Linked DNA regions of Homo sapiens: region 1 is linked to region 2. The links are chromatin loops, found by intact Hi-C in ENCODE. Cell type or tissue: heart left ventricle. All regions are shown on one strand. Links, peaks and the distances in the headings refer to the core of each region. The heading gives the core; the rest is flanking DNA.

Region 1 (11,535 bases), core at 1,995-9,994, 260 kb after region 2:
AGGGCCCCCACTTCATAGAAACGGTGCTAAGCACAGTGCAGCACTTTCTTTAGAAGAAGATGCCACACAGTCACATCAACCCTCACGTGTGTCAGCTGCAGTCAGACGCTGACAATTACTTCATGGGGCAACCTCATCTGCAAAATCCATTTCCAACTTGGCGACCATTGATGGTTTCTTCCCATTTCTGGGCTGGCATATGAGACTCTGGGGTTCTGCTGAATGCGCTGAGTCATTCTTGGGATTATACTGAATTTTTGCATCTTGGGGTATCCCAGAACATTTTTACAAATCCATATATAGTTATCTACCATCTCTTCCTCTTCATTAAACCTGTTTAGCAGTCTCTTCGAATGCAATGGGCACCTTCTAAAATCAACGTGACTCATGGAAATTTCTTAGAAAGTGCCAGTTTGGTCACCAACATATATTCTTTCAATCAGGCCTAACAGGTTATTTTTCTTCCCCAGAGTTGGACTATATTGCTTTTTGTGTGAGCATCAGTGAAGCAATAGGCTTGACAAACTTCGGGGTCATGTTGTATTACAATAAACATCTTTAAACTCTTGAGTCATACTCAAACCCAGTGAGGATCACAAGAGGAGAGGCCCGTGCAAACAGAGAGCTCATCAGGTCCATTCCTCACTCTTGCCCACTCTGCTCTCAGAAGTTGACCACAATGGCCTAAGAAAGCTGGATTCCCTTGCCCTCTGGCTTCTGATTAAATTTGGCCAAAAGGAGTCACCAGCAGCAGACCAGATGCATTAAGTAATTCCTGTCTGTCTTGGAGAGTGGGAGGGAAGAAGAAGAGAGATATTTGTTCCCTCTATTCCCTGCCTGGTGGGCTGTGGTTTGGCAGTGGCTGCCTTCCAGTATGCTGCAGCTCTGGCTCTCTGTGGGTCCTGGTATCACTGTTCCCTTCCTGCCTCTTCCGACTGAGGGTAGTAACTGCTCCCCATTGTTAATAATCCCGGGGTTCATTACCTCCCTGTGTTGTTTTCCTTAATCCTGCTCACTTTTCTGCAAACCTTCTTCATTTTAACTCCTTTCAAACAACCCCTAGGTTTGTCATTGGTTTCCTGCAAGGACCCCAATTGATACATCTCCCCTCTTACCTTCCCACTGGGTGGACACTCAGTAAATAGAGGGGTGGGAGGAACCAACTGTACTATTGAATCTGCTTTTCTCTCTCTCTTTCCCTAACCACACACAGGAGAATTCTTTTAAATGTAATGCAGATCTGATCTGATTCCATTTAACTTTTTCATTTCCCACCTTCCTGAAAATGACAGTGGCTGCCTGGCTAGTCTTCTCTACCCAAGGCAAAGCCATTATAGCCACCTTCACACATATCACAAAAGAATTATGTAACTGAAAGAAAAAATATTTCACCCCAAAATATACTCTTTTTTAAAAAACATATTTTGAGACAGATGGTCAGAGGTCCTGCAAACAGAAGAAGGCCTATAAACCTGTCTTCTGGGAGGGGACATTTGCACTTGTACAGAAAATCTGCATTGATGCAGCCAGGTCTTCTCTGAGGTCTTCCCTTCTCTGAATCTAGGAAAGATGAACTGAGAGTCTGTATTAGTCCATTCTCACACTGCTAATAAAGATATACCCAAGACCGGGTAATTTATAAAGGAAAGAGGTTTAATTGACTCACAGTTCTGCATGGCTAGGGAGGCCTCAGGAAACTTGCAATCATGGCAGAAGGGGAAGCAAACACGTCCTTCTTCACATGGCAGCAGCAAGGAGAAGTGCCAAGCAAAAGAGAAAAAAGCCCCTTATAAAAATAACAGATCTCATGAGAACTCACTATCACAAAAACAGCATAAGGGTAACCGCCCCGATGATTAAATGACCTCCCACCGGGTCCCTCCCACAACACGTGGGGATTACAGGAACTATAATTCAGGATAAGATTTGGGTGGGGACACAGCCAAACCATATCAGAGTTTGACACTTTTTAAAGGTCTGAAAGGAACATCTGCCATCTATTTTCTCTGAGACCTGCTAACTGTGAGGTTTTATCTAAACAGCAGGAGCACCTATGATAGCCAGGCCTCCTCTTCTTCCCCTCCCATAATTTGTTGTGCCATAATCCAAGCCCCCATTCTTTCTATAACCTCAAGATAGTATATAAGCTACTATATCCTACTGGGGTGTTGTGAGTAATTACTCTGCAGTTCTCTCCTGTGTTCATGCTAATAAATTTGTATGCCTTCTCTCCAATTAATCTTCCTTTTGTCAGTTGATTTTTCAGTGAACCTTCAGAGAGACAAGGAGAAGCTTTCCCTTGGCCCCTACATAAGCAATGGATCTAGATGGGCCATATCATTCCTTTCTCAATGATAGCCAAAGTGTAATTTTGACATTCATAAATTTCAATGTTTATCTTGGTTTAAGAGTCAAGTTTCCCCTTCAGGAGAGAGGTGGTATAAGGTGGTTTAGATAGAGGTTTCTTGAGACAATTTATTTTGTGGCTCTGGATGAGTTTTATAATTTTTCTCTGCCTTGATTTCTTTGTCGGTCACAGGGATATTATGGTGATACCTACCTCATAGGCTGTCCAGAGGATCAATAAGACAATGCTTGTCAATCTTAGAACAATTTAAGGGCCAAAAAAGTGATCGATACTTCTTATTAATCACTAGTTACCCCAATGAGGCCTCTTTCTTCACTCAGTCCTCCTCCCTTAATAATTAAATTAATATTTGCATCTCTGCTGTGTGCATTGTTCCTAATTGCCTCTAGTGATGGGTACCTAACATTTATGCAGCTTAGACCAACATTGTTTGGACAGGAAAGTCTACTCCTGCAGCCCCTGAAGAAATATCTTGGGCTCAACACAGCCTTACTGTGGAGCACAGCCTTGACATGTGTTTTCTCATGGAACTGTCACTAGAACGATTTGAGGCAGGAGATAATACACCTAATTTATGGATAAAGAAACTCTAGCTCTAATTGCCAGCATTGATGAGAATGTGAAACAACAAGGGGCTCAACCAGTGCTGGTGGGTTGTAAATGGATGCAATCCACCTGGGGAACAGGATGGCGTTGCCCGCTGAGGCTGATTGTGCACACACCCTATAAGCCAGAAATCTGAGGCCTAGGCGTGTGCCTGAAAGACACTCTTTTGTGTATGTTCTGGGAGACACACAGGGCAATGCTCATAGTAGCATCATTTGTAAAGCAATGACTGGGAATCAATCCAAAGGTCTATCATCAGCCGAATGGACAATTAAAGTGTGGCATATCCACATACTAGAACACCAATCAACAGTGAAAAATGAATGTATTACAGCTGCATGCTTCAACAGGGGAAGACTCCTAAAGACATAATGTGAAGACAAAATGCAACTCACAGAGGGATGCATAAGCCCGTTTCCATATATATAAACTGCAGAAAAGCAAAATAAGGGCCATATATTGTTAGGAAACAGAGATGTGTAGTAAAATGAGAAAGAAAAGTAAGAGAATGATTGTTACAAAAAAAATCAGGGTAGCAGTTCCTTCTCAATGTGGGTGGGGAGGAAGAAGAATGCAAGGGAGGAGGGGCCCTGAGGGACATCTGAGATATTTCAGATGCTGTTGCATTGGTGTCCATTTTATCATTGCTCCTTAAATTGCTCGTTTATACTTGCTATACTCTTGAGAAAGGATGCTCTATTTCAAAATAAGACTCTAACCAATTCCCAAAGCTCAGAGAGGTGAAGCTGCTTGCCTTAAGTCACACAGCTGTTGTGTAGCAGATCCCTGGTTCTGGAGGCTCAAAGCTGAATCACTCACTCTTTCATCTCTTGGGTAGCGTAAATACAGAAGGACAAAATAATTGCTAAAGAAAAGGGACCCATAAACAGATGATTTATTTTTCATACAAGAAATTTATTGAGTAACTACATTGTGTCGGGCACTGTCCAAGGTGCTGGTGATTTAGAGGTGAAGGAAATGAACCGGGAATCTGCCCTCAGGCACTTGGCATTCTATGGTAGATGGAGGCTAAACAAATTTCATAAGTATGACACATACGTTTTTAAAAAAGATATAACTCATTGTAATACAATCATATGTCGCACAACGTTTAAGCACCTGGGAATCTGATTTGGGGGTACAAATGTACGTAGGTTTCTAGTCCTTTCTAAGATCAGCGTTTTGTTTATTAACTTCTTTTGGTACAGGTGATAAATCTACTTGTTCTGGCAGGTATTGCCTGTATTATTTGTGTGTTTATGAGCCTTCTGGCAATTTTAAAATGTCAAAGTAGGACTCATTTAAAAGCCATTTTAAGTTTGTAAAAAAAAAAAAAAAAGCATGTTTTACCCCACAAAATGCCATTATAAAAATACATAATATATGTATTTTCACATATATTATGTAAAGGAAGGATGAAAGGAACTCAGAAAACACAAAAAATACATATATTATATATTTTCTGAGTTCCTTTCATCTAGTTTCAGGTCTGAGAATGGTGCTTATTTTTTCTTGCATGATTGATCCCTCTTATGCCCATGACATTTCATTGCTTATGGCTTTATCAGTTTGGGGAAGAAGCAGATGATTTTCAGGGAGGAATCCCCCTGGACCTGGACAATGGCCTTTACTCCCACCTGCATGAGGCCAAACCTGACTTTCCTGGGTAATCCAATGAAGGGGTTGCAGGACAAAATCAGTGATCCATCAGCCTGGCTTAGTTGGGCTCATAGGGCTACTGAGAGGGATTCAGGCCCCACAGAGCTAAATATCCTAACTTTCCTCCCTAGAAGGCCAAAAAATAAAAATAAAAAATTAAAAAAAAATTTAAAAAAAAGATGCAGGATGACAAAGAACCCATCAGACTTATTGTTAAACACATCTTGCTCACAAAATCTCATATGTTCTAAGATGGGCATTATTGGGCCCATTTTACCTACTGAGAAAATTGAGTCTTGAAGAGGTGACTCAACTTGTGCAATGTCACATGGAGACACAATCAGCATCTGAACTCATGGCCATTGGCTTGCAGATTCAGAGCTCTTGAATGGTCATCCCCAGTGAAACAGCCAAGGTTCCAGGAAAGATCAGGACAGTCTCAGGAGAGAGATGGAAACCATGCCCTCTTCTTCACCCCATCCCCAGCCCTGAACCTGTTCCTGTGGGGCCTGGGAATTAGGTCAGACAAATCAAATATACAAAGTGTAGCCTTTGTTTGACTGTCTTATCTAATGTGCCTTCTCCCCCCATGGACAGCTGTGTCCTATCAGATGGGTGGGAGCTAGGGAGCCAGTTAGGGTCTGCCGCACTGTGAGACTCTGCCTGCTGGCCTTTGAATCTGCAGGAGATCAGGAGAGCATGGGACATGGGGGACTTAAAGACAAAGAGCACAGAGAGTGCTGTGTTGTCAGCAGCCTGCCTTGGACATCTTTTCCTCCATTAAAGCCAAAAGGATGAATGTGAACATCTTCTAGAAACCACTAATTTCCTGGAGATTAGAAATGAATGTCATGACACTTGATGAGCACCATCCAGGTGCCAGCCACCATGCCAACTGCATTTTCAAGTAGTGTCTTTGTAAACATCCGGATGCATATACTGTTATTACTGCCTTTGACCAGAAGACTGAAGCCAGTTGCCCAAGGGAAGCTACCCAGTTGGCTGTAGAGCATGGAATTGAAGTGGACTTTCTAAAAGTCCAGGGTTTCATCCCTCCCTCCCAGCTAGTGGGCGTTCCTTCAAGCCTCACCCAAAGTCCCTTGAAGGACGCCCCCCACACACAATATTTTTAGCCACCTGTGGTGTGGAGCGAGTGCCCATCTGAAGAGAAGACGTGGGAGTTCAGGCAAAAATTGAGAGCAGAAGGGAGGAAGGAAACAAGAGAATGCACCTTATTAATATTGAATTTAGATAATAGAAAAAAAGATAATACAGAAGTAGGAACATGTTCCTATATCTCCTTCTGTTTCCCTAGAGTAACTACCATTAACAATTTGTTCTTTATCCACCCAGGCCCTTTTCTCTACATCTATATATACAAAATGAGAGAGACCCCGAAACTATATATAAAATAGTTTGTGGGTATTTGAGCTGTGTAAGACCTTTAACCCAGAAACTATACTAGGAACCTGATTCTACAGAAACTCTCACATGTCTGTGAAAGGTACAAGCATATTCATTTTAATATTCTTTGTTGAAAGAATAAAAAATTAGGATAAAATATACCTCTATCAATATAAAATAGCCTGAACCACCCCCCAAACTATATATCCATAGATATATCTATATGGAAAGATAGATATATATCCATAGATGTATCTATATGGATAGATATATATTTATAGATATATCATATAGATACATATCTATCTAGCCTATGAATAACTATGGATATATAGTTTGGAGGGTTGGTTCAGGCTATTTTCTATTTTCTATAGATACATCTCTATGGCTAGACAGATATCCATAGATATTTCCATATAGATACATATTCATATAGATATATCTATTGATATATCTATGGGTATATAGTTTGGGGGTTAGTTTAGGCTATCTTCTATTGACAAATATATTTTTTCTAATTTTTCATTCTTTCAACAAAGAACATTAAAATGAACATGGTTGCACCTTTGCACCGTATATCCATTCAGATACACAGCTTAGGGAATTGGTTTTCCTTTCATTTCTATGTTTTTACATAAAAGAAAATATCCTGCATATATAGTTTTCTTTTTTCTTCTTCTTTTAGCTCTGTGTGCTGGATTAATTCTTTCTGCCCATGTATATCTATCTCTACCTTTCTCTACCCCGCTCTGCACCCTGGGGAACTGCATCATTACACTCCCTTGCTCTCTAGTTTCTGGCTGGGTTTGGCTAATGAGGCACCCCAGCTCCTCTTCCCCCTCCGGCCTACAGCGGTAACAGCTCCCTCATGTTGCTACACTGCCCCTTGTTGGTTTCTTTAAACCCTGCTCACACCTTTACAAATAGACCCTTTGTTTAACTCTTTTTAAATGACTCAGTTTAAATGTGCCATCAGTGTCCTTCTGGGGCCCTAAAGAAAACACTATATAATCTGAACATCTTCTCAGATTGGAACACGCAGGATGACCTCATTTCTTTAATGACTGCCTACTAGTCCAGAGTATGGATGGAGCAGAGTTTAGTCAGGCTATTTGCTATTGACGAAGATATATTTTTTTCCTACATTTTCATTCTTTCAACAAAAAATATTAAAATGAATATGCTTTTACCTTTGCATAGACATGTGAGAGTTTCTGTAGAATAAGGGTCCTAGTATATTTTGTGGGTTAAAAAGGGCTTACATGGCTCAAATACCCACAAGTAAAACTCCTCTTCAAAAAGAAGGTACAGGCTTACCTTTTTAGGGGGTCACTGGCATTTATCCAGAAACCGCAAGATTTTCAGAGATTGAACAAGAACAGGAGGACTGATCCCAAAGATGGTGGGAAAGAGGGTTCAGGGGATGCAGATGCCAGGGAGGTAACCCCAGCCTGGCTGGCTCTCATCTCTGGGGGCTGCTCCTCCATCCTTGATGCAGACAGCAGCACTGAGCATGGGGAGAGAGGTTGAAAGGATAGAGATAAATGCTAATCTCTAGTGTAAACAGTTCTCAGGGCTGGACACTCTCTGGACATGCCACAATCCCCCACTGGGAAGGAGATGAGATAGCTCGGGAGGCCAAAGCTGGATTGGGGTAAAGGAAAGGGAGATTGGGAGAGACGGGAAGAAACAGGGGCCAAGGAACCCATCATTTATGTGTCTGACAGCCATGGGAGCAGCCCGACTGGAGACAGAGGGAATCCTCGAACAGGACCGGGGTAGAGGAGAAAAGCCGGTCATGGTGAGGCATAAAGGGCAGCAGAGACCCTACCCTCATATATCACAGGGAGGCCCGGTCAAGGTACTGTTCAAGGGTGATGTGCAACCCATAAACCGATTAGTAATTTGAGCCAATGACCTTGAGTGTGACCTTAGCAAGTTACTTTCCTTCTATGGCCCTTCGTTTTCCCATCTGTCAGATTGGGGTTGTATTCCCTGCTTTACCTATGAGAGTAGAGACAATGCTCTTAAATTCCATGCTTCTAGGTGAAATCAGGTGAAAATAAAGAGCAGGATATTTCTTGAAAGACAGAAGAATTTCTCAAGGACAGGCAGAAAGGGGACAGGGTGGAAGAGGAAAAGGGAAGTTGTAGGCAAAACAGCACATTATTAAGTATGTCGAGGCTCATGCAGGCCTGGGGTTGAATCTCAGCTCCTTCATTTGCTAGCTGGGGGACCTTGGGCAAGTCACTTACCCTCTTGATTCTCTATTCTACATTGTTATAGGAGTATAAAGATGATAGCTGCCTCATAGAGTTATGAGAATGAAATGAGACCATTCATATAAACTGGTTAGCTCTGTGCTTGCCGCTTAGTAAATTCTTAGTAAGCATTGGGTATTGTCTCTACCCTAGGTATGGTGGCAGTACCTGGGCACCATGGTTAATGGCATTTTCCAATGGTGCCTGCAATAATATTTCTCATTCATCATTCTCTTCTGTAATGTTACCTTGTCACTTCCCCACCAAGAGGTGGAGCCTAATTCCTTTCCCTTGAATCTGGGCTGGTCTTAGCAACTCATGTATAACCAATGAAATGCAGCAGAAGTGACATAGTATAATTTCTGAGGCTGAATCAGAAAAGCTTCTGCAGCTTCCTCCCCATTCTCTTGGAACACATCTTCTCTAGATGTTCCCTGTTGGGATATCTGGAGCGCAGCTGCCATGTTGTGAGAAGCCCAAGCTACAAGAAGAGCCCACATGTAGGTTTCAGTTGAGCCTAGCATTCCAGGTATCCCAGCCCAGGCACCAAAGAGATGGTTAAGAGGTGGGTGGATTACCTGAGGTCAGTAGTTCAAGACCAGCTTGATCAACATGTAGGTTTCAGTTGAGCCTAGCATTCCAGGTATGCCAGCCCAGGCACCAAAGAGATGGTTAAGAGGTGGGTGGATTACCTGAGGTCAGTAGTTCAAGACCGGCTTGACCAACATGGTGAAACCCTGTCTTTACTGAAAATACAAAAATTAGCTGGGCATGGTGGTGGGTGCCTGTAATCCCAGCTACTTGGGAGGCTGAGGCAGGAGAATTGCTTGAACCCAGGAGGCAGAGGTTGCAGTGAGCCTAGATCGTGCCATTGCACTCCAGCCTGGGTGACAGAGCAAGACTCCGAAAAAAAAAAAAAAAAAAAAAAAGAAGCTTCCAGATGCTCCCAGCTCCCACTGTTCAAGTCACTGCTAGCCATGTGTCTTCCAAGCTGAAGTTCCAGATACTGTGGACTAGAGACAATTCATTACCCACCACGCCTTGTCTGACTTCCTGACCCATGGAATCTGCGAGCTTAATAAAATAATTGTTGTTTTACACCATTAATTTTGGGACCATTTGTTACATGGCAGCAGATAACTGGAAGGTGAACCATGAGCTGATAAGGTTCAGGCCCCTTATCGTACAAACTTGTCTAAGACCTCTTATCCCTGTTGTTGCCTTGTTCAGTTCTAGGAGCATAAATAGCCCCTATGCCCACCCCAAAGTATGTTGGGGATACCAGGGCTTGCCACCCCACTGGTCATATTCTAGGGGTCCTACCAAGAGGCTGGGCGTTTTCAGAATTTGCCTGGCAGGATAATATCTCTTTTTATTCCCTTCTTAGTCATGTTAGACCAGAGTCCTTAGACATGTTTATGGTGTAGCAGTGATACTGAAGGCAAGAAATACCACAAATGATACAAACTACAAAGCTGGGTGGATAATATGACATTAGAATAACAGATCCCAAAGGGCACCATCTCAGAAGGAAGTTTCATATAATAGGAACAAAAATAGGCTACTGTAACTGACAAGTGATAGTAATAATAATGGCAATAATAATTGTAGTAGTCAGAATTTTCCCTCGCAAGTGACAGAAAACCTAACAGGAGCTTAAGCCCCAAAGGCAGTTGCTTGGCTAAATGCAATAGGTTTAGTAATGGCTTGATCCAGGGACTGGGTCTTTTTTTCACTTTCTTTCAGGAGTGGGTGTTATTTTCTTTCTGCCTACATTTAGTCTACCTCAGTCCTGCTTTTCGCAAAGTAGTGGCTGCTCGCAAATCCAGGCTTACATTCTCATCTCCAATAAGAGAGCATGCTTCTCCATCAAAAAAGCCAGTGAAAGTCTATGACACATCTGTCTTATTGGTTCTAATGTGGCCACATGACATCTGTGACTCCCTAAGGCAGGGAGGAGCTGTGATTGGTCACCCTGAGTCACATGCCCATTGTAGCTGGGGGTGGAGTCACAGCACTTAAACTAACCTAAGGCAGGAAGGAGCTGTGATTGCCCATCCTGAGTCGCACGCCCATTGTAGCTGGGGGTGGACTCATGGCACCTAAACCACCCTAAGCCAGGAAGGAGCTGTGATTGGCCATCCTGAGTCACATGTCCATAGTAGCTGGGGGTGGAGTCACAGCACCTAAACTAACCTAAGTCAGGAAGCATCTGTGATTGGCCATCCTGAGTCACATGCCCATTGTAGCTGGGAGTGGAGTCACGGCACCTAAACCAACGTAAGGCAGGAAGGAGCTGTGATTGGCCACCCTGAGCCACATGCCCATTAGTAGCTGGGGGTGGAGTCACAGCACCTAAACCACACCCTAAGGCAGGAAGGAGGTGTGATTGGCCATCCTGAGTTACATGCCCGTTGTAGCTTGGGGTGGAGTCACAGCACCTAAAGCGCATGGACTGGAAGTAGAGGGAAGGGCAGTTTCCCAGAGGAAAACCAGAGTGATATCATTAGAAAAAAGAGTTCCTGCTGAGAGGCAAAGATTTACACATGCAGACCCCAGCCACTATTTACTGAGGGCTAGATTGTACCAGGCACTTTACCTGTGCTGTGATCATGTAATCCTGTCAAGTAAGTATTATCCCTATCTTGCAGATGAAGAAACTGACACTCAAAGAGTGTCTTGCTTAAGGTCCCACGGTGACAGAACTGAGATCAGAACATGGTCACCTGACTGCAAAATTCGTGCCTTTGCCCCTCTATGCCCCAAAGTCCTCCATCTCTTTTTTATACCAGAAAAAAATACACAAAAAACCCCAAAACACGTGTGATGAATGACATTCTCACATACAACCTGTCCTGTGGGGTTAAACTCAATTCCTCTTGTGAGACCTCTATTCGACCCTTCTCTCTCCCACTCCAGTAAGCATTCTAGAATTCAAGATAATAGAAATGAGGTCATTAGAAGACCAGCCTTAAGATCTTTAATTTTTATTATAAAAAATTTCAAACATAAACAAAGTAAACAGAATAGTGTAGTGTATTCCTCTCCCTGTACCTTCTGCCAGCTTCAGCAATTACCAGCATCTGTATTGTCATATCTATTCCTTCCCATACTCCTCACCTTTCACCCGATAATGACATTGATGATGGTTTTCATAGATATGTGTGGTTTTAAAATTTTACTTGAATTTTTTTTTTTTTTTTTGAAGTACAAGGAGTTACCTTTTGTGGGGAAGTT
Region 2 (11,535 bases), core at 2,079-10,078:
GGCGGAGGTTGCAGTGAGCTGAGATCATGCCACTGCACTCCAACCTGGGCAACAGAGTGAGACTCCATCTCAGAAAATAAAATAAACAAAATAAAATAAAATAAAATAAAAATAAAATTGTATGTGCCTTTCTCTTGTTCACCTGTCCTTTGTAACAGGTGCCTCAGCCATGAACTTAGTGGTGGGTGAGAAAATGAAATCTTTTCTCCCCTACCACTTGATCACCTGGTGTAGGTACTGTTTGCCAGGGCTCTCCATTGTAAAGCTATTCTTTGTTCCCCCTTTCTATATTGCAGTGTTTGGAAGGAAGTCACTACACTCAGATCACCCCAAAGGTGTTGGAGTTAGGCTCCCCTGCCATGACTGCAGAGAATTTACATCAATTATTTGGAATTCTTCTGTATAGGAGATTTGTCGCTTCTTCCTGGAAGGAATGTGACCTTTCTTCTGTGTTCCCTGGCGTCGTGCACAGAGATCTGTTACACAGCTTGACACTTCCCATCCTGGTTAGAATATCCACTGGGGAGCGTCTCCCCAGAGCTTGAGAAACAGTCTCAACCTCACATTGGAGCAGGCAGAAAGAACTCTGGCTGAGGGTTAGGTAAGCTGTATTCTAAGCCCTGGTCTGCCACCTCCCATGGAGGTCTTGGGGCAATCCCTTTCCATCTCTGAGTGTGTTCTAGTTACCACTGGTGAGTAACGAATTAACCCACCATTTGGTGGCCTGAAACAATCATTTTATTTTGCTCACGATTTTGTGTGTCCGGAATTCTGGAAGGGCTTAGCTGGGGAGCTCTTGCCCAGGGTCTCTCATATAGTGCAGCCAAATGTTGGCAGATGCTAAAGGCATTTGATGGCGCAATTGGTCTGGGGATCTACGGTGGCTTACTTATAGCTGCCAAGTGACACCGGCTGTCAGCTACTCAGCTGGGCGGTTCACCACAGCATCCACACATGGCCTGACCATAGGGCAGTCTCAGGGAAGTTGGGAAGCTGGGTTTCTTATATGGTGGCCCAGGGTGCAAGAAAGAATGTTCCAGCAAATAAGGTGGGAGCTGGTTCACCTCTTAAGACTCAGCCTCAAAAACACACAGCATTAATTCCACTATACCCCATTGATTTTAACAGGGTCACTAAAGTCAGCCCAGATTCAAGGAGAAGTGACATAGAACTCATCACTCGAAGAGAGAGGTGTCAAAGAATTGACAGCCGTTAAACACACACACACACACACCCACACACACACACAAAATTAATATATTTTATATATTTGCATATATTTTACGTAATACATATATATATATAGGCATTGAGTCTTGCTCCATCACACAGGCTGGAGTGCAGTGGCATGACCATAGCTCACTGCAACCTCAAACTTCTGGGCTCAAGCGATCCTCCTGCCTCACCCTCCCAAGTAGCTAGGACTACAGGTATGTATCACCACACCTAGCTAATTTTTAATTTTTCTTGTAGAGATGAAATCTCACTATGTTGTCCAGGCTGGTCTCAAACTCCTGAGTTCAAGCGATCCTCTCACCTCAGCCTCCCAAGTAGCTGGGACCACAGGTGAGTGCCACCACACCTGGCTAATTTTTTGTATTTTTGATAGAGGTGGGGTTTCAACATGTTGCCCAGGCTGGTCTCAAAGTCCTGAGCTCAAGCCATACACCCACCTTGGCCTCCCAAAGTGCTGGGATTACAGGTGTGAGCCACCATGCCCAGCCTAAAAATATTAGCTTTTATCAAAGGGTTTGAGCCCCACTGGTGCTGTCTCCCTTTTATGAAGGGGGAAGTAGGTGCTGTGGTGAACAAGTGAAAACCTGAGATCACACAGCAAGCTAAGAATCAGAGCCAGGACTAAAAACCAGGTCTCCAGGCACCAGGGGCTGTGTCTCTTCCTCAAAGTCTCACGACCCTACAGAGGGAAGTAGAGAAGGTGGCCCCTGGCTCAATTGCCAGACAAACCCCCAGATGACCAGGCCCTCCTTTGACACTGCATCAGGGCTTTCTGCCTCCCATTCATTAACTCAAGAATGCATTTATTCAGCAATACGCTTCCTGGTGACAATGCTTGGACACGAAGATCTTTAGTTTGGGAGGTAGCCAAATTGGAGCTCTTGCCCTCTGAACTCATGTGGGTGAAGGTCTCAAGAGCACCATCTGCTGAGAGAAACTGACAAATGATATGGAAATGGCAATTTCTCAAGCATCTTGGCTCCTCGTCAGGTTGGGAAGTCACATCCTAAAGGTAGAAACCTACACACCCAGCTTGCTGCAAAGACTGGGAGTCTCCATCCAAGGCTCTCTGGTTGGCCAGGCTCAAGGTATTCACTGGTAATTAATATTATATTAATATGTTTGAGCATTTAATCCAGCCATGTGCTTTTTTTTTTTTTTTTTTTTTTTTGTTGAGATAGAATCTCACAGTCGCCCAGGCTGGAGTGCAGTGGCACGATCTCGGCTCACTGCAACCTTCACCTTCACCTCCCGGGTTCAAGCGATTCTTGTGCCTCAGCCTCCTGAGTAGCTGGGATTACAGGCACACACCACCATGCTCAGTTAATTTTTGTATTTTTCATAGAGAATTTGCCGTGTTTCCCAGGCTGGTCTCGAACTCCTGAGCTCGGGCAATCCGCCCGCCTCAGCCTCCTAAAATGCTGGGATTACAGGCGTGAGCCACCGCGCTCGGCCTGCAATGTGCATTTTCTTTCTTTTTTTAATTTTAAAATATTAAATTTTTAAATTATTTTTAAAAAGCTTTTGTGGGTACATAGTAGGTGTATATATTTATGGGGTACATGAGATAGTTTGATACAGGCATACAATACATAATAATCACCTCAGGATAAATGGGGTATAAATCATCTCAAGCATTTATCCTCTCCTTGTGTTACAAACAATCCAATTATACTCTTCTAGTTGTTGTTGTTGTTTTGCCAGTCAGATGGTTTAAATGCGTTCCTTATTTTTCTTCAACTTTTAAGTTCCAGGGTACAGGTGCGGGATATGCAGGTTTGTTACATAGGTAAACATGTGCCACGGTGGTTTTCTGCACAGATCAACCCATCACCTAGGTATTAAGCCCAGTATCCATTAGCTATTTCTCTTGATGCTTTTCCTCCCCCGGCCCCATCTTTTAGTTATTTTGAAATGTACAATAAATTATTGCTGACTGTGGTCACCCTGTTGTGCTATCAAATACTAGATCTTATTCCTTCTATCTAACTCTATGTTCACATCCATTAACCATCCCCAATTTCCATCCACTCCCCACTGCTTTTCCTACCCTCTGGCAACCATCATTCTACCCGCTATCTTCACGAGTACAGTTGTTTTCATGTTAAACTCACATTAATAAGTGAGAACACACAAAGTTTGTCTTTCTGTGCCTGGCTCATTTCACTTAATATAATGATCTCCAGTTCCATCCATGTTGGTGCAAATGACAGGATCTCATTCTTTTTTGTGGCTGAATAGTACTCCATCATGTATGTGTACCACATTTTCTTTATCCATTCGTTTGTTAGCAGATGCTTAAGTTGCTTCAAATTTTGGTGGTCGTGAATAGTGCTGCAATAAACATGGAAGCACAATGTGCATTCAATCTTTACAATAGTAAGTAGCAATATTATTCTCATTTTGTAGATAAAGTGGAGCCATAGAGATTTAAGATCACATGTTCATACAGATTTATATCCGAATTAGCCTGACGCAATATCTCCTTACTATAAACTATGCATCTTGACACTTGATTTTATTCCTTAGAGCATTATAATGCTTATACTGTACACCGCATTCACTTGCCTTATGTTGCTCTCTATTTTTTTTCAAGGATGTCAAACTTCCTCCCAGCCATTCGGGGGTACCTTGAGGTCTGGGACTAAGCTGCTTTTCTCTCGTCTCTGGTGAAGAGATACAAATGAATACTTATTAAACGTAACTCAGAATTAACTATTTATCTCTTTGCTTCTGACATGGAAATGTAGAGAAGTTATAAACTACCTCATACATTTAGATAAATTGTTTTTCTACAAATATTCTATGGGGTTTAAAAATAACAGCAAAAGATACAGCCATCCCTCACAACTGTAATGGCAATAAGGAAATATGCATTCGTGAAATTTATTAATAATTTCCTATCTCCAGAGAGTCAAGAATTTTAACTGTATTGTTTTTCCAGATCTGCTGACAAGTTGCAAACTTCATTTGAGTGGGGCTCCACATTCTCTTCCACTTCACCACTGACAAGACCATTTGCAAACAAATCCAGTCCCACCAATGGGATGTTCTATATGCAATTTTTTAAAATTATACTTTAAGTTCTGGGATACATGTGCAGAACGTGCAGGTTTGTTACATAGGTATACACGTGCCATGGTGGTTTGTCGCACCCATCAACCCGTCGTCTACATTAGGTATTTCTTAAATGCAATTTTAAAATCTAGTTCCCAGAGACCATAATTCCATCTTTTCTCTTTTGTGCCTTCGTTCCTCCAAGGAGTAGACTAGTGTGGGAAACAGAGCTAAATTAAGGATTAGAATACCTGGTCTCTTTGATTTTTTTTTTAAATCTTCTTTTAAACTATAAAAAATATTCTTTAAAAATTATAAATACATATATTCAGAAAATGTGTAGCTCAATGACCTACTGCAAAATCAACACCCACATAACCACCACTGAGGATTTGTGTGAGACACCGGGAAAGTCACTTGAGTGACCAGTGTCCCCAGCTGTTTGAAAAGGATCTTCTTAAACCATAGTACGTTTTATTTATTTATTTATCTAATTTTATTTTTTAAGTTCCGGGGTACATGTTCAGGATGTGTGGGTTTGTTACATAGGCAAACGTTCGCCATGGTGGTTTGCTGCACCTATCAACCCATCACTTAGGTGTTAAGCCCAGCATGCATTAGCTCTTTTTCCTAATGCTCTCACCCCACCCCATCCTCCCCCGACAGTCCCCAGCATGTATTGTTCCCTTCCCTGTGTCCATGTGTTCTCATTGTTCAGCTCCCACTTATAAGTGAGAACGTGGCGTTTGATTTTCTGTTCCTGCGTTAGTTTGCTGAGGATAATGGCTTTCAGCTTCATCTATGTCCCTGCAAAGGACATGTTCTCATTCCTTTTTCTGGCTGTATAGTATTCCGTGGTATATATGTACCACATTTCTTTCTTCAGTCTGTCATTGATTGATGGCCATTTGGGGTGTTTCTATGTCTTTGCTATCGTGAATAGTGCTGCAATGAACATGGGTGTGCATGTGTATTTATAAGAGAATGATTTATATTCCTTTGGATATATACCCAGTAATGGGATTGCTGGGTCAAATGGTATTTCCGGTTCTAATCATAATATGTTGTTTTTAATTACTACCTCCTACTCCATGAGTTGGATGAACTATAATTTATCAATGTCTGTATTGTTGGCCCGTTAGGTGGTTGTTTTCTTCTTTATTACGAATAACCTTCTAAGAAGTAGCTTGTTCCTCAATCTTGTTCATATTCATAGTGATTCCTTAGGAAAAACTCCTAGAAAATGAATTTCTAGGTCAAAATGGAATGATTTTAGAGCCTTCGCAAGGCACACAATTAGTATGAAGAAGAAAAAAATGTTCTATTACCCGAGTCTATTTTGCCAAATAAATTTGAGTAATAGAAAACATTTACTCATTGAATGAAGATGCTGTTTTTGGGAACAGACAATCCAGAGGGAAGCATGCAGGCAAAGAATGGTCTACGTTGGAGGTAAAAATATTTCAAGTTGCCATTTTCAAAAATTGTAGTTTAGTTCAAACGCTCTTGCTTCCACAAGAGGCTTTGAAACAGTTTAACATGAAAGCACCAGCATCATGAAGTCTAAAGCCACTCCAAGCAGAGCACAGTGGCCACAGCCAAGTTGCAAAATTGCTTTTTAAAAGCACTCAACACCCAGCTCATGGTGAAAAATGTCTTTTAATGTCCAGCCAAGACTCGGCCGCTAGAGGGCACTAACAATACATATTTCCAGGCAGTACCAACACCGCATGAACCGAGGTTGGTTTTCTGTCCCTTTCCATCCCATCAGCCAGAAACACAAAAGGACAATGGCCCTGCAAGCTGCCCCAAACCAGTGGAAATCTTCTAGCAAATAGGCCAGAACCTTTGCTGCCATGGGTCTTCTATCTTCCAAATTCTGATAACTTTAATATTCTGTGAAAAAACGTGTAGCTTTAACCATGAGAGGAAATCTATCAGCATATGGGGGGAGAAACAGACTTTGCTCAAAATAACCTGTGGCTTTTTGAACAAAGTTTTTGATGACTTTTTTCACTTCTGATGAATCAGATTCACTACTGAGTGACATAACCCTCATCAATTTCCTCTTTCTGCACCATTTGGCTTCCAAGGAGGTACTCTTGGCTTTTATTTCCTGCATGTTAAAGGAAATTTAGTAAGATTGATGGCTTAATGTGTAGCCAAATATCATACAACCTATAACCGGAGTGTTTTGTAACTATTAATAATTAATATGAGATGGGTACCCTAGTGGGTGATGTGCTTATTCTTGGCATCCCTAAAAGAAACTCCAAATCTCCAGGCTCTTTGAGCTGAGAGATAGGTGATAAATGGTAATGAATTAGAAGAATTAAATGCTTTCTAAGTCCCGCAGTGTTGGGGTTGCTAACACTGTATTTGTATAATGCTAGCATCTGTATCTGTTTGCTGTTTCTCTCAACAAAACACACACCTGGCTTCACTGAGGAGGACAGAAATGCCCTTAGACATTTATCCTATACCTCAAACCAAAGTAGGCTCTCTCTGAGCAGTCTAAGCTGTCTTATTGACCAGGCTTCAGATTCCGATCCTGGCTTCAAAGAAAATTCGGCTCCTCCGTGAGCAGAGGGGAGAGGAAGAAATCAGTCATTGGCTTTAAATTGCCCTGTAGCCTTTATTCTTAATTGAAAAGGTGCCTGGAATGCTAATGTTCCCCCCCCAACATTAGGCCTAAAGAAGAGGTACAAGTAAAGGAATTTGAGTCCAGTTTTGAAAATGGAGGTGCATAATCATTCATGACCCCCATTTTAGCAAATGAAGTTACCCCACATTCAGAAAATATCTTCTTGGTTGCCTCTTTGGCTACAAAGACATATGTCTTCTTTTTAATGGTCTCTTCATTTATCCTCAATGAGTTTCTGCACCTCTGAGCTTGAGTCTTTTTGGTTATCAGCAAACCACAGGAGCCTGATAATTTTGGAAGGGGCACATTCCGATGAGAAAGCACCTATCTCCATAACTTTCCGCTGCGGAAGAAGAAGAAAATGCCTTGGCAAAGATAAATGACTCTGGTTTTCATTCAGATCCAACATCCATCTTGGCAAAAACTAAAATCAGTTTGCAGGGATTAAAAACGTGGCATGGAGGTTAGACAGTCATTCCAGCAGACAAAGGTCTGTGAAAAGATAAGCCTAATTCTTTGGAAAATGAGACACATTGACTGCTAATATCTTGACTTTCTTCACATCCTTTTTTTCTCTTAAGAGAAGTTTCTCCTCTATGCTTTCCTTTTCTTGCTTGAATGTTTATCCATGGAAATGCTGGGTTATTTAAACCAATAACAAATCTCTAATATTGCTCTTGGCCGAAAACTTCTGAGAGAGGATGTGACAGAGACTTTCTTCAGAAAACAAGCACGTGAACTTCCAAGATGCCAGGCAGTACCTTAGACCCCATTAGAGCACAAAGAGAAAGAAACACATTTAATCAAAGAGCCTTTTCCCACACCCTCTCCTTTCCCCTGCTCAGTGTTTTGAATCCGCTGAGTGTTGTGTCAACGTTGGTTCCTAAGTTTGTGGTTTGTCAGAAGGGTTCAAAGGCAGCGTCTGATATTTGGATGTAGTATAACTCAATGGAATGTCTTGATCGTGTCTCAGAAATGCACTGCCATGAGGCAACAGGTCAGTGATGGAGGCCAGAAAAATAAAAGACTGCCCAGATTATTGGGGGAAGTTTACTCTCAAGACGGGGCATCACAACCACCAGGCTGAGGAAGTCCTCTCTGTATTGCTGGCTTTTCTCCTGCTCTTTCTTGGATGCATTTGTGTGTTTAAATCTTCTAAGATCTCTGGTCTTAGAGACCCAGAACTTGACAGTAAAAACTTACTTTGGATCAGAGAAGTTCCCAATGTATGGGCTACAGAGAATTTTAACATAAATTTAAAATGTAGTGCATTTTCACCTAGTGTGGACGCTTAAAACTGAATGCCAATAAGTCTCCTGGGATCTGGATACAAATGATAGAGGAAAGGGCTATTAAAACTTTGTGTAGGGTCAGGTAGATATTTAACGCTGAATTAAAGATGGGTAAACAAAAGCCTGAGATGCACACATAGAATCTAGAGAGATCAAGTGGCTTGCCCAGGGGCACTTTATAACTGGTAGTGATGATGGTGGTGATGGTGATGGTGGTGATTATGGTGGTAATTATGGTGTTGATGATGATAGTGGTGCTGATGACAGTAACAATGATAGTAGTGATGGCTGGTTTTAGTGCTGATGATGGTGGTGATTGTGGTGATGGCGGTGATGGTGATGATGGTGTTGGTGAGGTGGGGGTGAGGTTATGGTGATGGTAGGGATGATGGAAGCAGTGGTAGTGATGATAATTGTGTTGTGGTGGTAGTGGTAGTCGATATGATGATGGTCTGGGGGTGATAGTAGTTATGGTGGCAGTGGTGGTTGTGATGACGGAGGTGGAGGTGATGATAAAGACTAGATTTCCAAATCTGAAGGTTCCTAGTACCTATATCTCTTAGACCTTTAACCTGCTATGTTTTATCAAAGGATGTTGGAGTCAACATCTGCCACCCCATTGATCACCAGAGTTGATTTGGCTGATCTGGCTGGTTATGTGGGTGTCCCCTTCCTCCTTCACCACTCAATGGGCATTCCTTCCAAAGCTGCCCGCTCAGTCAAAGAAGACAACTTTAACTGATAGTAGACTTGTAGGAGAGCACACAGAATGTTGTAAGGGTGTTGTCAAGTTTTAATGTTTAATGTGTCAAGTTTATTGTATTTTTTCATGATAAAAATAATAAAACTCATTGAAGTATATGTGAAAAATATATAAAAGTTAAAGGATAAATAGCAGGTATATCTGAGAGGCACAATTTCAGGGCATGTTTGCTTCTGGTTTTCAATATGTATGTTTTGGAGGACAATTTTTTTTTTTTTACCACATATTGGTTTTGTTTTTGTGATCCAGAAAAAGAAAGAATTTGGAGTGTCAATAAGAGCCCTTATTGTAATGCTTCTCTGACACAATAGTGTCTATATAATTACTCCGATATTGTAAATGAGAAAACCGAGAGTCTAATTTGCCCCGGTATCCTACCGAGAATAAATGGCAGGGCCAGAATTCAAACCCAGGTCTCCGTAACTCCAAAGTCATGCTCGTATCCAATGTATGTCACTGTCTCCCGAGGGTGGCCCTTTAGGTCATCACAGAAACACTGTCCCCAAGGATGACAACTCAAGGATGTGAGGGCGACCTGGCTGCAACATCTGCCACCCCATTGATCACCAGGGTTGACTTGGCTGATCTGGCTGGCTAGGTGAGTGTCCCCTTCCTCCCCCACCACTCAATGTGCATTCCTCCCAAAGCTGCCCACACAGTCAAAGAAGATGACTTTTACCGATAGAAGAGGGCTGTTCTTAGCCAAGGGTGTAGGAGTAGCAGCTCTCCCCTCCTAGAACCTCCAGACAAGCCCTCCAGAAGCCTTACAATGTGGTCTTCTGATAGTTTTTATAATTCAGGCTTCTCAGACCAACTCATCCTGAGTTTTGTTCCAAAGCAAATGTTGCTTTAGCAAGATTCTAGTGAACTTGGGGTCTAGTCTTCCTGGAATCATAGTCTTTTAAGAATTGGACATGTTCTCGGCAGGCTTCTATTCCAAAGTCTATCCTTAGTGCAGAAATGCTTTCTTAACATTCCAGGTAGACTGTCCTCACTTTGTTCATGAATGCTGCCTTGACAGGGAGTTCTTGCTCCCCAACAAAGACACACACACAAGAAGAACTCTCCCTTTTAAAACTTCAACCACATGTTCAGCTGAAGTTGACTTCCCAAGTAAACTTCATCAATTACTCAGAATGAGGCTGTTTTCTCTTCAACAGCACAATTCTCTACATATTTGTGGGCAGCAGCTTCTGTCCCCAGGATTTGCAGTCACAGACCGCTTCATCTGTTTGTCTAAACTTCCGGGATCCCTTCCTCTTGGTATTTCCTGTCGTTCACAAACACTGGAACCCCAGACCTGAATCCTAGTGCTGTTCCCATCAAACAGAACCTTGGTTTAGATGCTATTCTGTGACTGCAGCCCCACATGCCTCTGAGTTATTATTTTATTTATTTTTTTATTGAGATGGAGTCTCACTCTGTCACCCAGGCTGGAGTGCAGTGGCATGATCTCGGCTCACAGCAAACTCCGCCTCCTGGGTTCAAGCGATTCTGCTGCCTCAGCGTCCTGAATAGCTGGGATAACAGGTGCACAGCACCACGCCTGGCTAATTTTTGTATTTTTGTTTAGTAGAGATGGGATTTCACCATGTTGGCCAGGCTGGTCTCAAACTCCTGACCTGAAGTGATCTGCCTGCCTCGGCCTCCCAAAGTGCTGGGATTACAGGCATGAGCGACCATGCCTGGCCAACTCTGAGTTATTTCTTTAAACAAATTTATTGAGATATAAATCACACACGTCATACAATTCACTCCTTGAAAGTGTACAACTCAATGATTTTCAGTATTTTTACAGATACAGACAACTATCTCCACGGTCCATTTTTGAACATTCAAAAAGAAACACTGTGCCCTTTAGCTGATTCCCCTAACCCCTGTCCCTCCCAGCCCTGTCAATTAGGGATCTGCTTTCTCTATATATAGAATTTCCTGTTCTAGACATTTTATATGAATGAATCTTGCAATATGTGGTCTTTTATAACTGGCTTCTGTATTAGTTCGTTCTCACTCTGCTATAAAGATACAGCCAGAGACTAGGTAATTTATAAAGAAAGGAGGTTTAATTTACTCAAGTTTCACATGGCTGGGGAGTCCTTAGGGAACTTACAATCATGGAAGAAGGCAAAGGGGAAGCAAGGCACATCTTACGTGGTGGCAGGAGAGAGAGAGCCAGAAGGGGAAAGTGCCGAATGCTTATCAAACAACCAGATCAGCTGAGAGAACTCACTCACTCTCACAAGAACAGCAAGGGGGGAATTCACCCCCATGATCCAATCACATCCCACCAGGTCCCTCCTTCAAAAAATGGGGATCACAATTCAAGATGAGATTTGGGTGGGGACACAGAGCCAAACCGTATCAGCTTCTTTCACTCAGCATCATGTTTTCAAGTTTCATTCAAGTGTGGCACATGTAGGTACTTCCTTCTTCTTATGGCTGAATAACATACCATTGTATGGATAAACCATTTTGCTTATTCATTCATCAATTAATGGACATTTAGGTTGTATTCCTTGAGTTATTTTGACCTTATTATTGGT

What was found. Peaks named below come from ENCODE experiments on the same cell type or tissue, not always from the same donor. Only the 100,000 strongest peaks of a DNase experiment are listed, where the experiment ranks them.
Region 1: a loop joins it to region 2, with 2.5 times the contacts of the local background. A loop is called at or near these places in 2 of 110 quality-filtered maps.

What each region holds. Positions count from the first base shown.
Region 1 is chr12:114,241,118-114,252,652 of GRCh38, reverse strand. LINC02459 (long intergenic non-protein coding RNA 2459) reads left to right here and starts at 10,883. Exons shown (of 2, transcript NR_146536.1): 1 at 10,883-10,925. RefSeq lists an enhancer at 10,355-10,649. In heart left ventricle, for the core only: a CTCF peak has its summit at 6,952; no DNase peak of the experiment used is centred there; H3K27me3 peaks cover 297 bases.
Region 2 is chr12:114,503,165-114,514,699 of GRCh38, reverse strand. It overlaps the pseudogene RN7SKP216. Among named protein-coding and RNA genes, the nearest start is that of TBX5-AS1, 100 kb to the right of the region's middle. In heart left ventricle, for the core only: a CTCF peak has its summit at 5,969 (motif pointing right); a DNase peak (open chromatin) is centred at 5,979; H3K27me3 peaks cover 3,685 bases.